Regions from separate parts of the Homo sapiens genome. Here region 2 is linked to region 1. The links are chromatin loops, found by intact Hi-C in ENCODE. Cell type or tissue: chondrocyte. All regions are shown on one strand. Links, peaks and the distances in the headings refer to the core of each region. The heading gives the core; the rest is flanking DNA. Region 1 has its middle 25 kb from the start of LINC00606. Region 2 overlaps CPNE9 (copine family member 9).

Region 1 (5,380 bases), core at 227-5,226:
AGACAGGGAATAAATGTGAGTCCTGTAGGAAGGCATGAGGTGGGAATGCAGACAGGTAATGTTGTACCACAGGTGAGCTCAATCAAGTTAGAGGCACTCACTCATTTCCCTACCCTCTGAGGCAGATCAAGGAATCCCCTCCAGCAATTTCCCAGACCATTGGCTACATGGTGGTGCTGGGGGAATATTAAAGGAGCAGCAGCATTTTACAAATGCCTGGTTTACAGGTGAGGAGAGGCTTTCAGACTTGTCCAAGGAAACACTGCTGATAAGACGTGGGATTTGAACCCAGATCAGTCTTACTACAAAGTCCAATCTCTTACCTCCTGTGTAGTGTGGTTTCCTAGGGCTGGGGGGGTTAGAGGAAAAGAGTTTCCAAAATACTCCTTTGCAGGATAATAAACCCATGATTCCTTTAAACACCGAAAGCAGGTGCAAGAATACTAAATAAGCCTAGAATATCTCGTACCAGAAAATAAGGAAATGTTCAAGGAAGGACGTTGGCATGTTAAAGTGACAGAGGGGCCAGCTTGAAGGGGCTCCCACTGGCCAAAGCCAGGGAAATTTGAATGTCAAAAGAAATAGTCACAGTAATAGATTATAACCCATTAAATAAAACAAGAATCCACGAATCCTTACCAAGTACATATACGAATGAATGAATGAATGGATGGATGGATGAGTGGGGAGAGGAGAGATCTTTTCCTTACAGTTAGATTGCCAACTGATACATTTAGAAGGTATGACAGAGGCTGGGCACGGTGGCTCATGCCTGTTATCCCAGCACTTTGGGAGGCTGAGGTGGGAAGACTGCTTGAGGACAGGAGTTCAAGACCAGTCTGGGCAACAAAGTGAAACCCTCTCTCTACAAAAAAATAAAATTTAAAAAGTTAGCCAGTTGTGGTGGTATGTGCCTGTAGTCCTAGCTACTTCGGAAGGCTGAGGCAAGAGGATTACTTGCCTAGGAGTTAGAGGCTGCAGTAAGCTATGATTGTGCCACTGCACTCCAGCCTGGGGCAACACAGCGAGACCCTGACTCTAAACAAAAGAAGGAGGAGGAGGAGAAGGAGGAATGATGGAATCAGGAAATCACCATTTGGCAACTGTGTTAGTAACAACTTCATCCAGGCAAAAATCCCCAAAGAATGCTACAACTAAACTTTGATGATGAATGACATCATTCCGAGGTACCTCCCCAAGAAAATACTTATTGCTGACAAAGGGGAAAAGAAGAACTAAGGAAAAAATGGCGGACACCACCTTAATAAGGCGATTGACGTTCCTGCACCAGTAATGCGGCAAAGAGAAATTGTGTGCTACCCACTAGGACGCAATGAGAACACAGCATCATTTCTGTGATGTTCCTACTGAAAACAGGCAACCTGAACCCAATAAGAAAGAAACAGCAGCCAAACTGGAGCTGTGGGACCTCCTGCAACATACGTAGCCTAAAATCTTCAAAAGCATCAAGGTTGTGCAAGTCTATGGAAGACTGAGGAGCTGTTCCAGAATGAGGGAGGCTAGGGGGAAATGACAGCTAAATGCCGTGCAGGATTCGGGACCGAATCCCTTGCTCTGAAAGGCATTATCGGGATAGCTGGTTAAACTTGCCTGGAGTCTGAGGATTAGGTGGTTACAATGCATTGATGTAAATTTCCTGATTTTGGTGCTTGTGGTTAGGTAGAGAATGTCCTCATTTGTAAGAAATATCCACAAAATATTTGGGGGGTGGTGGAGTATCACGTTAGTAACTTACTTTTTTCCCCGCTAAAATGGCTTGGGGGAAATAGCTCTTTTTACTACTGCGGCAGCTTTCTGTAAATTTGAAATTATTATACAAACCCGAAGGTGCTTTTGGGCAGTTTTCTCGCCGTTGTTACCTGATGAAGGTGTTACTCGTGGAAAGGAAAGGACTTTCTGAAGAGGGTCGAAGGCCCCCTTTTCCCTCTCAGGCCGGTGAAACTCCTGGGGACTCCTCGCACAACAGACAGAGGACAGCGCCAGCGCCCCCAGAGGTGGTCGGGAAAGGGCCTGGGGTGGACTCTAGAGACCTGCAGCCACGCGCAGCTCGCCGCCGCTGTTGCAAGCTGATTGTCGTCGTCAGCAAGTTCTTCCTTCTGGAATCCACCACTTGGGCCTAAGGGGAGGCTGGTTTGTGTCCTGGAAGAACCGGGTCCCTCCGCCCTAACCATCAGGTCGGCGTTACTTGAGGCGTTCTGATCCCTTCAGCCTTCCGATCCCTTCAGCCTTCCGGTGCCAGCTCTGCAGTGATGGCGCCCCCTGGTGTCCAATGAAAGAGGCGCAACTGCCGTTAAGTGCAGATCTTCCAGGGGAGAGACAAGTATTTCTGCCCGCCCGATTCCGATTCCCAAATTTACTCCTCCTTGGACCAGCCAGCCCACCTACTTCCATTCATTTGGGCATGTGTTCTTCATTTTATTCATTCATCTGTTTGTTCATTCATGCACCCACTGCGTTCCGGGTACCGAGTTTGACCCTGGAAGTACACAGGTAGATCATGGCCAGGCTTTAGCCTCAAGGAGCCCTCAGGCTGACGGAGGCACAGGCTCTCACACCACAGCAGGATCTCTGCCTCCTGAAGGTAAGTGCAAGGGGCTCTGGGAGCACCCAAAGTGATCTAGGAAGTCTTCCAGGAGCAGGTGACCACAATTCAGCTCCTTTTTATTCCCACTGCCACTGCCCTGTTCTCTAAAGCCCCTTGCCCCTCTGTCCTCACAGCTGGAGCATCACTACCCTCTCTTCCAGGGCTTCCGCTCAGTCTAGACCTGGCGGACAGAGGGCTATCCTCCTACTTGGCCACAAAGGCAGGCATAGGCACAGGCAGCCCTGAGGCACAGCTTCCCCTGCTGATAATAGCGTTGATGACAAGGATATGGATATGGATATGGATATGGATATGAATATTAATAGAAGCTGACATTTAGTGAGGGCTTAGTTTGTTCTAGGCACTGTGCTAAGAATTGTACAACATGACACCATCTAATCCCCACCGCTGCCCATAGACATTGGATACTGGGATCATACCCATTTTACAGTGGAGGAAACTAAGGCTCAGTGAAGTTAAGGAGGGAACCTCACCAGTCATCTTCCAGTCAGGGAGTCTGCAGCTTCTCATAATCCATACCTGCCATGCCATGCTCCCTACCTTCCCTGCTGTTCACTGCAGAAGGTCCCCAGTTCTGTCAAAGGTCATCTCTGGACCCATCACTGCATGTTCTAGAGAGCTTGACTGCGTAAATACTTTCTAATGCTAAAGTATTGTTGGAAACCTCTCCTCCCTTCAGAGGAGACTGCTGCCCTCAGGGGGCTGGGACTTCCCCAAACCACAAAGCTACTACATGGCAGGGCCTGGACATGAATAGGGGTCAGAGATATTTCCACTTCTCTATCCCCAAGGGCATCTTCCTCAGTGGATGCTCAATGAATATCTGTTGCTTGCAGAAAACTGCCTCCTATTTAACACCTGATATTGACCTAAAACTATCAGGACTTTTATTTCCAATGCTCAAGCTGGTTTTGTTTGTGATAGCTAGAATCCTCATGCAATGACATGAAGGAGATTGAACTGGCCATTGCGGGGCCATGGCGTACATTTTCCTAGTGCCCACTATGTGCCAGACGTGGTTATACTCATCACATCATCAGTTCCTCATGACGGCTCTTCAGAGGAGTCCATTTGACAGATGAAGTGGAGTCCCAGAAAGCTGAGAACTTTCAATACCCTGGAGACGCTCAGAGCTACTCTTCAGGCCCCCGCACCCTTTTCTGTCCCACTAACACACCAAGCCCATTCCCTTCTCCAGGCCTTTGCACTGGCTGTTCCCTCTATGCCTGCATGCTCTTTCCCAGGGTCTTCTCCTGGCTGGCTGTTCCTCATCATTCAACTCTCTGCACAATGTCACCTCCTCTGGCCACCCTACTGACCCCTGTCACTCGCTACCTCACTACCCTGTCCAGCGGTGGCTGTGCTCTGAGACCCTCATTCATCTATGAGCTTGCCTGTTCATTGAATTTATTTCCCGCATGCATGAGAGCTCCCTGAGGGCAGGGACTCTGTCATCTGTGTCCCAGCATCCAGAACAGTGCCTGACGTATCAGAAGTGCTCAGTGAATATTTGTTGAATGAACGGAATCATTTGCCGGTCTTGTCCATTGGATCTCTGACAGCCTTCTGATGTAGTAGGAAGATGGCCCTTCCTACCGCTGCTGCTCAGCTGTGACCCCAGTCCCTGGGGACCCTGCCAGGTGTCTAAGCCATCTGATAGAGCATCTTTCTAACCCACACTTCTGTCCATGTCACTCTCCTCCTCAAAAAACATCATCGTCATCATTATCATCATAATCATCATCATCATCATCATCATCATCATCATCATCATCATCAATCTGTCACTTGATGGAGACTGTGAAGCTGTCTGTCATCATTGCTATATTAAAAGTCCCCCGTATTTCAAGGTTTTATCCCAATTTAGAGATGGGGGAACAGAAGCTTAGACAGGTTGAGGAACTCGCACAGGCCCACACAGCTGCTGAGTGGGCAAACTGAGATTTGAACGCAGGTCAGTGTGATCCCAGGTCCCCACTCTTAGCGGCTGTCTCCTACCATAGAGCATAGCTTTCACGTGCATCAAACTTGAGCATGTGTCAGAATCATCTGGAGAGCTTGTTAATACGCAGGTTACTGGGCTGCACTCCCAGAGTTTCTGACTCCACTTGTCTAGGGTACGGCCTGAGAATATGCATTTCTAACAGGCTTCCAGGTAAGATGACCACTGGCCTCACACTGAGAGAACCACTGGCCTGGAAAAAATACACAGCAGCCCAAACAAATAGAACTTTGTCTGCAGTTTCAGGAGGTTCATGGATCCCCTGCAGCCTCTCCATGTGCTTTGGGAATAGGGAAGGATCTGTGGACCTCACCTTCAGAACCACTGTTCAAACAAACAATGTAAGTCAGATCCACGACATCCTGAGGCCCTGAGTTCTGTTCAGCAAGTTTCCTTTAAGCAAGGGCCACCAGAGTCTCGGCCTTAGTCCCTTTGCAAATCTGACTCTTTCTTACTAAAGTTAATTATCTGACATTGAAACGTACCCTAGCTGACACACCACAGAAAGGCCTCCACTTGTCTCACCGACGCAAATGATAAATAGAGGGCCCAGAGCAATTTCTCTCAGAGATTTCATGTCAGTATTTTAATAATCATTGAGCAGGGCCCTGGGAGCCAATTACAAAACTAGGACAGATTTTTTTCTAAAACTACTTGGTTTCCAACTCCTAAAACTTGTAGGCGTCTAAAACTGATGGATCTGAAGGGTTCTGACATAGTTTCCCCCAAGGATGAGTCGTGCATAGAATTTG
Region 2 (5,380 bases), core at 221-5,220, 1.0 Mb before region 1:
GAATAGAAAAGCAGGTGGAATACAAAAAGATAGGTAGAGTGACAAGTGGATTGATGGTTGGATAGATGAATAGATGGCAAATGGATGAACGGATGGATTTGTAGGTGAATTAGTTGATGGATGGGTATAAATTAGATGGATAGGCCAACCAAATGAATGAGTAAATGGGTAGTATAAAGACAGATGGTAGGGGCCGGGCGCGGTGGCTCACACATGTAATCCCAGCACTTTGGGAGGCCGAGACGGGCAGATCACGAGGTCAGGAGATCGAGACCATCCTGGCTAACACGGTGAAACCCCATCTCTACTAAAAATACAAAAAAAATTAGCCGGGCGTGGTGGTGGGCGCCTGTAGTTCCAGCTACTCAGGAGGCTGAGGCAGGAGAATGGCATGAACCTGGGAAGTGGAGCTTACAGTGAGCCGAGATCACGCCACTGCACTCCAGCCTGGGCGACAGAGCAAGACTCCGTCTCAATAAATAAATAAATAAATAAATAATAAAGATAGGTGGTAGGTGGAAGGGTGGAAGAATGGATGGGCACATAGATGAGTAGATGAATGGTTATGCTGATGAATGGATAACCAGATGGATAGATGTTATATAGTTGGTAGACAGACAGACAGATGGATGCTTGCATGCCTCAGTGAGTCAGTGAATGGCTAGATGTATAGTTAGGTGGCTAAAGAGATGAACTGATAGGTAATTGGACTGGCAAATATATGGGTAAATAGGTAGCTAGATGGATAGACGGATGGTTGGATGGGCTGATATACTGATAGGTAGACATATGGAATGATTTAGGCATGACAGTTAAGAACAAAGTCTTTGGAATCAGGATGCCTGGGTTTAAATCTCAGTTCAGTCATTTACTAGCTATGAGATCTTAGCCAAATTACTTTTTTTTTTTTGTATCTCAATTTCCTTATCCCAAAATAATAATAATAGTAATTACTTTATATAGGGTGATTGTTAAGTTAAATGAGACAATCTGTGAATGTGCTGAGAAAAATGCCTGGAATACAATAAGGCTCAAAGTGGTAAAAAAAAAAAAAAAAAAAAAAAAAAAAACCAACCAAACAAACAAAAAAAGTATTAGTGGTACTAACCAGAGTAGTATTAATAGGGGTAGGTGGTTGGGTACAGGCACAGACTGATGAATGAATAGACAGGATGGGAGGCAGGTTGAAAGATGAACAACTTAATGGGAAGACAGATGGGTGGATGGGGAGATGATATGTGTGTGGTTAAGTGTATGAGGGTGTCTCTGGGATTTATCATACACACCTAGGGTATGTTTATCTCCTACATTTCAGAACGGTGAAGATTGATGTGTACGACTGGGACCGGGATGGAAGGTAGAACTGCCCCACATGGTCCCTTCTCCTGTACTTGACCCAAGCAGTTCTCAATAATATGTTGTACATTCACTGAGAACCCCAAAGTAGCTTTAGGAGCCAGGAAAGGTGATGATAAACACCAGTGTCTTGGGTACAACTGATCCCCCCAATTGTCTCTCTGGACACTGTCTCTTCCCGTTTTTCCCCTATGTTTGGCCTCCCTTATGGCCCCAGCACTAGGCTGCCCTGCAGCCTAAGTAGGGGCTTAGGATAGGAGGAATAAAAGACTGGGTTCAGCTCTGGTTCCAAACCAGCAGCACCTGCTGCTTAGCCACGCCCACCTCATTGCAGCCACGATTTCATTGGTGAGTTCACCACCAGCTACCGGGAGCTGAGCAAGGCCCAGAACCAGTTCACAGTATATGAGGTGAGCATTCCAGCCCTGCCCAGGTCACCCAGGCCCTCCATCCCAGTGTGCTCAGTCTGGACCTCCCTTCCTTTGTTTCTCATCATCACTGTTACCTCCTCCCCTTAGGTTCTTAACCCTCGGAAGAAATGTAAGAAGAAGAAATATGTCAACTCAGGAACTGTGAGTGCTCCCTAGAGCCGTGGCCCTCCCTGGATCCTTCCGTGTCTGTCCCCATTGACACAGCATGGCAAATATCGAGGGCAGGGCAAGACAGTGGGCACAGATTACTTGGAATAGTAATATTGGGCACAAGGAGCACCACTTAAGTTTTTCTTTGTTTTTTTTCTCACTCAGGAAATTTTTCTGACTTCACTCTTTTGCAGAATAAAAGAAAAAAACCTAAGTTGTATTTCCCAATTTAATATACTTTTGGAAATCCAACGATGTTTCTGACAGCTTCCCCTTTTCCCCTGTCAGAAGTTGAACAGGGTGGGACTGACTGGGGGAGCGGGTGGAATCATGTGCCTCCCATCACGTGCCTCTTTCCAAGCCCCTATGGGCCTCACTTCCTTCTGCCACCCCAACTGCCTTTTCCAAAGTGCCAGGGCTGCCTATTCTGTCCCACAGGTGACGCTGCTCTCCTTCTCTGTGGACTCTGAATTCACTTTTGTTGATTACATCAAGGGAGGGTGAGTCACAGGCCAAGCTCTGGGCTGAAAGCCCGGCAATAAATTACTCCCAGTTCTGAGCCCCAGGTTTCTTATTTATGAATGGTCAGGGCCCAGTGAGACCATGGAGATAAACTTTAAAACACTTGGCCAACTATAAAGTGCTCTGTAAAATGCAAAATACTGCTCTTCTTAGTTCCCTTCATGGGGCTGCTTTTCATTCTTAGCTTTCGACTCCTCCTGGGAAGATGGCTCCCAGACCAGTGGTCTTCACTGGTGGCCCCAGTAACCTAATTGGGGCACAAATAAAGTTATAGTCAGGCAAGAGGGAGAGGTAGAAGAGAGGGCACAACCAAGCAGACTATAGGGGACATTCTGTTTGGTTTGGTGGAGGCAGGCAGACCTGGGAAAGGTAACTTTGCTTCTCTGAACTTCACTTTTCTCCTATGTAAAATGAGGATTTTTTTTTTTTTGAGATGGCGTTTCACTCTTGTTGCCCAGGCTGAAGTGCAATGGTGCGATCTTGGCTCACTGCAACCTCCGCCTCCCAGGTTCAAGCAATTCTCCTGCCTCAGCCTCCCAAGTAGCTGGGATTACAGGCATGCGCCACCACGCCCGGCTAATTTTTTGTATTTTTAGTAGAGATGCGGTTTCCCCATGTTGGTCAGGCTGGTCTCAAACTCCCGACCTCAGGTGATCCACCCTCCTCAGCCTCCCAAAGTGCTGATTACAGGCGTGAGCCACGGCGCCCAGCCAAATGGGGATATTAATCACTACTTCAGGGCTATAGTAAGGGTTAAATTAAATGACATATAATACACCTGCCACACAGTAGGCATTTAATTCTGTTACCTAAAGTGTAGTCCATGAGCCAGCAGCATCAGCATTACTTGGGAGTTTGTTAGGCTCTACCCAGACCATCTGGATCAGAATCTGCATTTTAACATGAGCCCCACGTGATCCATATGCACATTACTGTTTGAGAAATAGTGATGTAATAATCATTAGTTCCTCACTTCTCAATTCATCTGCTTCCCCAACAGGACACAGCTGAACTTCACAGTAGCCATTGACTTCACGGCTTCCAATGGTGAGACACGGATGAGTGAAAAAGTCGGAGGTGGGAAGGCACTTCTAAGGGAGTCATTAGGAGTTGGCCTGGATTCCTACCTAGAGATAAGAGTTTACCTACCCAAGAAGCCCAAACTTAGGCAAAACCCAGCCAGGAAAATAGAGTGCAGAAAAATAGATGGGTAGATGGATCATAGAGGGTTGAAAGGATATATAGCTCAACAGGTGGATGAGTAGGCTGATGGATGAGAGAGAAAGGGGGTATAAGGAGAGATGGAGAGGTGAACAGGTGGTGAGTCATGAATGGATGCATAGATCCATGAACAAATGGAGTGGGTACATGGGTTGGTGAGTATAATAGGTTAGACAAGTAGATGCATCGATGGGTATGTGGGTGGACAAATGGACTAAAGTTTAAGTTGGGGAAATAACAAGTAATTAGGGGAAATGCATGAGTGGATAGATCCATATGAGAATAGACAAGGGAATGAATGGAATGGAGAGGGCTGGCTAGCCGGATGGATAAAATAATACTGTTGTATAGATGGGTGGAAAATGAAGAAAAATGGCAAGTAGACAAGTGGGTGGATGGATGGATGGATGGATGGACTGATGGATGGATGAGTGGGTAAGTGGATAGCTGCATAAGAGAATGGAGAGATTGGTGGATAAAGATGTATAAGTAGACTGAAAGATAGATGTATGGCTAGGTAGATGGGTGGATGGATGTGTGGGTAGGTAGGTAAATGGATGAATAGATATAGGGATGGGTGGGTGGATAGATGGATAAATGAACAAATGGATGATTGGGTAAAATAAGGAGGGAGGACATGGGTAGAGGGCAGATAAATGGATATAGGTGGATGAATGCACACAAAGATAAGCAGGTGAACAGATGGATGATCCAGATGATCATGAGGCTGGGGTTCCTGTGTCCCTACAGGGAATCCTCTGCAGCCTACCTCCCTGCACTACATGAGTCCCTACCAGCTCAGCGCCTATGCCATGGCCCTCAAGGCAGTGGGAGAGATCATCCAGGACTATGACAGTGATAAGCTCTTCCCAGCTTATGGCTTTGGGGCCAAGCTGCCCCCAGAGGGACGGATCTCCCACCAGTTCCCCCTGGTATGGTATTGGCCAGAGCTTACCCTCCGTGCCCTGGCATCTGGTTCACCCAAGTTGATGATTTTGTTCTGTTTACATTACTTCAAAGGGCATGTAGAGGAACAGGAAGCTATGAGAGGATAGCAGAGCAGGGAGGGGAGCAGGGCTGGGTTTGGAGGGGAGCATGAAAGGGACTGATGGAAAAAGGAAGGAGTGAGCTGGAATCAGAGCACTCCTGCATGTACCCTGCATGGGCTCAGCCTGGCAGGGCATATTCTTTGACAGAACAACAATGATGAGGACCCCAACTGTGCGGGCATCGAGGGTGTGCTGGAGAGCTATTTCCAGAGCCTGCGCACAGTGCAGCTCTATGGGCCCACCTACTTTGCTCCTGTCATCAACCAAGTGGCCAGGTAAGGGAACTGGGTGGAAGCTGGGGGAAATGAGGGGACCCACATAAGGGATTGACCCCCCAAGGATAGTCAGGAGCACTCTAAGTAATTTAGGATGATTTGAAGTAAACAGGAGAGGCCAGGCATGGTGGCTCATACCTGTAATCCCAACACTTTGGGAGACTGAGGCAGGAGGATCACTTGAGCCTAGGAGTTCAAGACCAACTTAGGCAATTTAGTGAGACCCCATCTCTTTTTTTTTTTTTTTTTTTTTGAGACAGAGTCTTGCTCTGTTGCCATGCTGGAGTGCAGTGGCATGGTCTCGGCTCACTGCAACCTCCGCCTCCCAGATTCAAGCAATTCTCCTGCCTCAGCCTCCCAAATAGCAGGGATTACT

The links. Hi-C counts contacts between places; a loop is a spot of excess contacts. Peaks named below come from ENCODE experiments on the same cell type or tissue, not always from the same donor. Only the 100,000 strongest peaks of a DNase experiment are listed, where the experiment ranks them.
Region 2: a loop joins it to region 1, with 10 times the contacts of the local background. A loop is called at or near these places in 5 of 110 quality-filtered maps.

The regions. Positions count from the first base shown.
Region 1 is chr3:10,736,786-10,742,165 of GRCh38, forward strand. No RefSeq gene overlaps it. Among named protein-coding and RNA genes, the nearest start is that of LINC00606, 25 kb to the right of the region's middle. In chondrocyte, for the core only: CTCF peaks have their summits at 2,281 (motif pointing left) and 2,550; no DNase peak of the experiment used is centred there.
Region 2 is chr3:9,713,599-9,718,978 of GRCh38, forward strand. CPNE9 (copine family member 9) reads left to right here. Exons shown (of 21, transcript NM_153635.3): 11 at 1,316-1,357; 12 at 1,691-1,766; 13 at 1,875-1,928; 14 at 2,376-2,437; 15 at 3,460-3,506; 16 at 4,431-4,612; 17 at 4,877-5,004. Among named protein-coding and RNA genes, the nearest start is that of CPNE9, 12 kb to the left of the region's middle. RefSeq lists a silencer at 2,188-2,317. In chondrocyte, for the core only: a CTCF peak has its summit at 2,366; no DNase peak of the experiment used is centred there.